2 separate regions of the Mus musculus genome follow, and region 1 is linked to region 2. Evidence: chromatin loops called from intact Hi-C (ENCODE). Cell type or tissue: gastrocnemius. All regions are shown on one strand. Links, peaks and the distances in the headings refer to the core of each region. The heading gives the core; the rest is flanking DNA.

Region 1 (2,849 bases), core at 350-2,849, 50 kb before region 2:
ATGGCTTAGCCATTAAGAGCACTTGCTGCTCTGCAAGAGACCCTCAGTTTGGTTCCCAGACCCACATGTTGACTCACCTTTCCACACAGTCATCTGGCTGCTGTGGCCACCAGGCATGCACACAGTACACATACACACTACTCTCAGGCCAAACACTCATATACATAAAATAAAGTTCCCACACAGAGCAAATCATCACTGGCCAGGTCTCCCTCTGTCCACCACTATTTCCTGACTATTAGGAGTAGAAGCAAATCAGACAATATAGCTTTTTAAAAATTATTTAATTTAGTAGTTTTTTTTTTTTGAAAAAAAGCAATAAGGCAAAAAAACTGAAAATATATATATAGTCTTATTTTGCTTTCATGTGACTTTATTCCATCTTCAGGACTTCTAAGCTTCTTCCATTAGCAGGGATCTGGGAATCAAGCTAGAAATGTAGTGCAGATAGAGGGAAAGGGGAAAGCACAGAGGTTCCTTGGGAAATTTCCATTCTATCCAAAGCCTCCGAGACGGCGCCCATTTTATGGGCCTCCCTGGAGTAACCCCTTGTGCTGGGGAAGCCTTCTTAGGAGGAAATTCCCTAGTGCTCAATCTTTGATCATTTTATCTAAGGAAGGAGAGTCAGTGGGAACGGACTGAAAATACTAATTTACCCAGTAAAATCCAATTTCCCTGGAGGGATAGCTTCCTCTGGAATGGTTATTTTCCCCAAGGACCCACACTGGCTGAGGCTCAACAGTTAAGGAACAAAAACAAAAACACTAACAAAAAGTACACAAGGAAGGCACCTCAATTTATGACCCTCAACCAAGGGTGGGTTGCACAAGGGCTACATTTCTGAACAGGAAACTAGAACTAATAAAGAAAAAGGGAGGGTGCCAGTGCCAGCAGGAGCAGCTCCCACAGAGCACGAGCGCTCTTAGCTCTCATCCTTGGAAGGAAACGTTTTTGGGATTTAGCCTGAGCTGGGACATAAGGAAGCTAGAAATCACCCTCTTGACTTTCTACCCGTACGCCTCCTAGGGAAGGAAACTGAGGCAGGAAAAAGACCAGGACTTCCTTTCCAAGAGCCACGTGTGATCGGCAAAGCCGAGCTGAGGCAGCCGCAGGGTAGGCACAAAAACCTTCCTCCTTGTCCCTGCTCAGCAACTGCCACACATGACCCTGCTTGGGGTTGCAATGTCCCTCAAACATGGAAAGCAGAGGCACCAACCCATATTAACGCGCACTTGAGAGAGTCCCAGGGAGACAGGTGATATAAAAAAACCAAGATTCTTCATGGGAAAGGGGGAAAAAATTAGATTTTCTCTACATATATATATATATATATATAATATACAGATGATTTAACACATTATTTCAGAAGTGGCTCCATTCTACTGGGACTTTCAAGATGAAAACATTTGTTGCAGAGGAACTTCTCTAAGATTCTGAAGTATACAGAATGGGTCAGGCAATGTTTTGCTCCAGACTGTGGCACAAACTCAAAATGGTACTGTGCCAGGAAACAGAAGCCAGAAAGGCAACGAAAGACGGATGAGGAGGGACTGGGAAGGTACAAGTGGCTAGCAGTCTTCTCCCACCCTGCCTGTGTTTGCAGAGGTTCTCCACCTGAGGGAGTCCATAAAACCCCTTTATGAGGAGCGTGTGACCCTCTTATCAACGACCAAGGAGGCCCCTGGTTGCTGTCAAAGTAGACAAAACCGCAGAGGGGAATTGTATGCAAGTGAAGATAAAATCTCCAAGAACATAATTCAATATTCAAGCCCTAGAGAACACTCTCTCCTGCAGATGCTCCAAAGCCTTAGTTATCTACACGCGACGACCTGTTACAGCAATCCCACGTGTGAGTACACTTCATACACTGAGACCTAGGCGTGATGCCTCTGCTGGGTAAATCTTATGTGTTTCTTTTTAAAGGAACTTTAAAATCAGTTCTTGCTCTGAACAGCACCAAAATGCTCCTGAATCCCAATCTTATGCAGATCTTGGCTGAGCAGGACACAGGTGAGGGTCAATGACATCATCTCAATGAGGCCGAGAGGGAAGCACACTTACTTGCCTTTGAGATGTAGAGGAACACTAACTTCCAGCCACTAAACCACTCCCTTACAAACATGGGCATCTACTACGTCGATTTCAGCGTCAATCAGCTAAGGCAACCAGCCAATCACCACCACGGGTGTCTGCTTCTGGTGATTGATTTGGAAAAAGTGATTGGTTAAGACAGACAAATTTGAGGAAAGCACTCGGTAAGAGTCCCAACTGCCAGCCTTCCCGCACATCCTCTGCCGTCTTCTCCGATCAGCCCTCTTCCTTTGAGTTACAGCTGCTTCAGAAAATATCTGGGCAAGAACCCCAGTCCTGCTTTTCCTTACATTCCCAGTACTCGCCACTATAAATATGGGTTAGCTCCCTGGTGACAGGGTCCTTCTTCCGCTCAAACCACAGTGCTTTATAGGGGTCATGTGGTGTGCCTACAAGGAAAGAGAATGAAAAGCAAGGTTAGAGCTGACACCCACCACACATCAAGAAATCCGAGCAGGGGACAGGCTTGTTACCATCTTCCGTGGCTTTCGCAGCTTCTGCTTCTCTCTTCTTCCTGGAAAGCCGCTGTTTCTCCTCCAGGCGCTGCTTCTCAGCATTTGCTTCATCCCAACGCCCGTTTTCCATGAGTCTCTGGTCGGGCCGCAGCCGGCTGTCCGTGGGAGCAGTGCCACCTTCCCAGGCATTGAGAGTGAGGGCAAGCTCTGAGAAGTAGTACATGTTCTCTGCATTCTTCCTGAGGACAGCAGCACACAGGAAAGGCAGCTCACAGCCTGAACCAACCCAAAGGGGCGAGCGAG
Region 2 (2,909 bases), core at 102-2,601:
AGATGAAAAAAAGACTTCAAAGCGGGAAGGAGTCCTTTGGTATACTACAACCTACTTTGAATTGTAATAGTGGTGATGGGATAAAGGGACGTTTGTTGTGTCTCTAGGGCAAAGAAAATGCAAAATTGAGAAGAATTGAGTAAAAGTAGGACATGCAAAAGTGTAACGCAGAAGGTAAAAGAAACCAGCAGAAGTACCACCCAGCAGAAGTATCAGAGCAGCGGGAATACCTGGCATTCAGAGCTAACTTCTGAAAACAGGAATGGATCCCACAAGACTTTGCTTTGGGTCATAAGCTACCTCCCCTCCCTCATTAAAAACACTCCATTGGTGATGGCAGCAGTGCAGGTGGCAGCCAACAGGAGGTACAGGATACTCTGGAGATCTTTTACCGTATCCCCTGAACCAGCCTAAGGATATGAAGAGAAAGACGACTTGTTTGTATGAGTAAGTTAAAACAGGATCAATCTTTTGCATTCAAGTTATGGTCTTTACAAGAATTCTCATAATACAAGACCTTAGATGCCTCTCAGCTTGTGTTGTTTTCTGAGGTATTGTCACACACAATACAGTGATCTGTTTTAGCGCGTGCGCACACGCGCGCCACACATACACACACACACACACACACACACACACACACACACACACACACACACACACACACACTCTATGGATGTCTCAATCTCTTACTCTCATTCCACTTCATCCTCCCCATGGTGTGATGTCTGAGATACCAAGGTAGTGAAATGTGTTCACAACTTACTGCAGTTTTGTTTCCAGCAAGTTCAGTTTCTGCCGGTCAACATAGCGAGAAAAAAGGGACACTAGATTTGTAGGGATAGAGATTGGTTTGGCCAGGGCAGCTTGGGGGATCCGTAGAAGTTCTCGGGTTGCCATGAACATCACCTCTGTCCTATGAGAGAAAACCCAAAACAGTATGAGAAGTAGAAGGGAAAGAGAAGGAGAGCAAAGATAATTTTAAATATTTAAAATAGGAGATAAGCTATCAATACTGACCACTGGTTATTTTGCGTTGATTCTATAGCAGGATCTGAACTCTGTAGGTCTTCTCCACGGCTTAGTAGGATTAGGAGCAGTGACAAGCCAAACTATAACAGAAATCAGATGGAATTAAACTTAACAATAGGGCTGGTGAGATGGCTCAGTGGGTAAGAGCACCCGACTGCTCTTCCAAAGGTCCAGAGTTCAAATCCCAGCAACCACATGGTGGCTCACAACCATCTGCAACAAGATCTGACTCCCTCTTCTGGAGTGTCTGAAGACAGCTACAGTGTACTTACATGTAATAAATAAATCTTTAAAAAAAAAAAAACAAAAAAAAAAACAAAAAAAAAACTTAACAATATATCTAAAAGGCTGGAGAAATGGATCAGGAATTAAGAGCACATGTTCTTGAAGAGGATCAAAGTTCAGTTCCCAGAAGCCACATAATAGTTCACAACCAGCTGCTGGCATTCACAGGATGCACACGCAGCAAACAAACAGATCCACTCATACACATAAAACAAATCTAAAAGCAACAACAGCAAAACTCAAAATACAGTGCACCTAAGCCTCTTCCACATCAGCTGATAGGACCATGGCACTGAATGGGACGGCCTCTATACCAAAGTCTTTGTGTAGCCAGGCGGAGAGGTCAGGCAAGCCTGGAATTAAAGTTGTCTTTCCTCTAAATTTTAGTTTCTCACATAGCAAATGACAAGCATAGAAAGCCACTTCTGTATACCCTATCCTGTTGTGAAAATATTTTCCATACCAGTCACTGATAATCTAATGATTTTGTCTTTCTCTTTTTTAAAAGAATCAAAAGAGATTAAGAAGAAAAGTCAAAGTTCATGGAAAATTAGAAGAAAGAAAATTAAGTAAAGTTATTTTATAAATAAGAAAAGGCATTAAGAGCTACATGGGACCCTGGAGATATAGCTCAGTTGGTGGCATTCTTTTCTAGCATGCACAAGGTTTGATTCCCAGCACCATATAAACCTATAATCCCAGCATTCAGGAGAATTAAAAGTTCAATGTCACCCTTGGCTACACTACACAGGAGGTTAGGGGCCAGCCTGGAATACACAACAATGGCTCAAAAGCAAAACAAAACAAATCAACAAAAATATAGAGAAATATACAAAGGGGAAAAAATCAAAGCTGAAAGGAAATTAAAAAAAAAATTATACTCCGGAGGCTAGGAAAATAGCTCTGCTGGTAAAGTACCTGCATGCAAGAGTGAGGACCTGAGCTTCAATCCCAAGAAATCACAGAAAGCTGAGGATGGTAGTGTGTGCCTGTGATTCGGCCTCTGGGAACTGGAGCCTGTCAAATCACTAACGCACATGGCAGCCTGTCTAGCCACAACAGTGAGCTTCAAGTTTAGTCAGAGAACTTATCTCAAAAAGCAAAGATGGGGAATAATCAAGGAAAGAGCCCTGATGCCACCCTCTGACTATATAGCCTCTATGTGCACATCATTCCAAAGTGTGCATGTATGCACAGAGTATTTTCTTATCTGAAATCTACAAACTTACAAAGGCTATTAATAGAAGCCTAAAAATCAGCAACATGAACTCTGAAAGGGCATGGAATGAAAATGCCACAGCACTAGGTTAAATGTGATGCTGGCAGTACTCTCTCTGGAATTTCATTCTACTTTGCTGTGTTTGTATTACAAAGGATAATCTTTCTTTTCCACAAAATTTCCCTGCATTATATATGTAAGCAAATTTTCACCAGAGTCAGGATATTGTATGACTTCTTGGTTTTCTACTGCTCTTATCAAAATTAAAACAGAGATTAAATAACAGGAAGAGCACAACTGGTCACTGTATGTCCTGAGGGATACTGGTATCCTCTACTGCCTCAGATACTTTGTTATTGTTGGTAGGTCAAAG

What was found. Hi-C counts contacts between places; a loop is a spot of excess contacts. Peaks named below come from ENCODE experiments on the same cell type or tissue, not always from the same donor. Only the 100,000 strongest peaks of a DNase experiment are listed, where the experiment ranks them.
Region 1: it touches region 2 in a loop (2.1-fold over the local background); 6 of 42 quality-filtered maps call a loop at or near these places.

What each region holds. Positions count from the first base shown.
Region 1 is chr19:11,991,531-11,994,379 of GRCm38, reverse strand. Osbp (oxysterol binding protein) reads right to left here. Exons shown (of 14, transcript NM_001033174.1): 13 at 2,565-2,785; 14 at 266-2,480. The coding sequence ends at 2,338. Among named protein-coding and RNA genes, the nearest start is that of n-TFgaa6, 9.3 kb to the left of the region's middle. In gastrocnemius, for the core only: no CTCF peak of the experiment used is centred there; a DNase peak (open chromatin) is centred at 1,517; H3K27ac peaks cover 442 bases.
Region 2 is chr19:11,940,832-11,943,740 of GRCm38, reverse strand. Patl1 (protein associated with topoisomerase II homolog 1 (yeast)) reads right to left here. Exons shown (of 19, transcript NM_172635.3): 17 at 1,021-1,112; 18 at 767-916; 19 at 1-410. The coding sequence ends at 389. Among named protein-coding and RNA genes, the nearest start is that of Gm22272, 8.7 kb to the right of the region's middle. In gastrocnemius, for the core only: no CTCF peak of the experiment used is centred there; no DNase peak of the experiment used is centred there.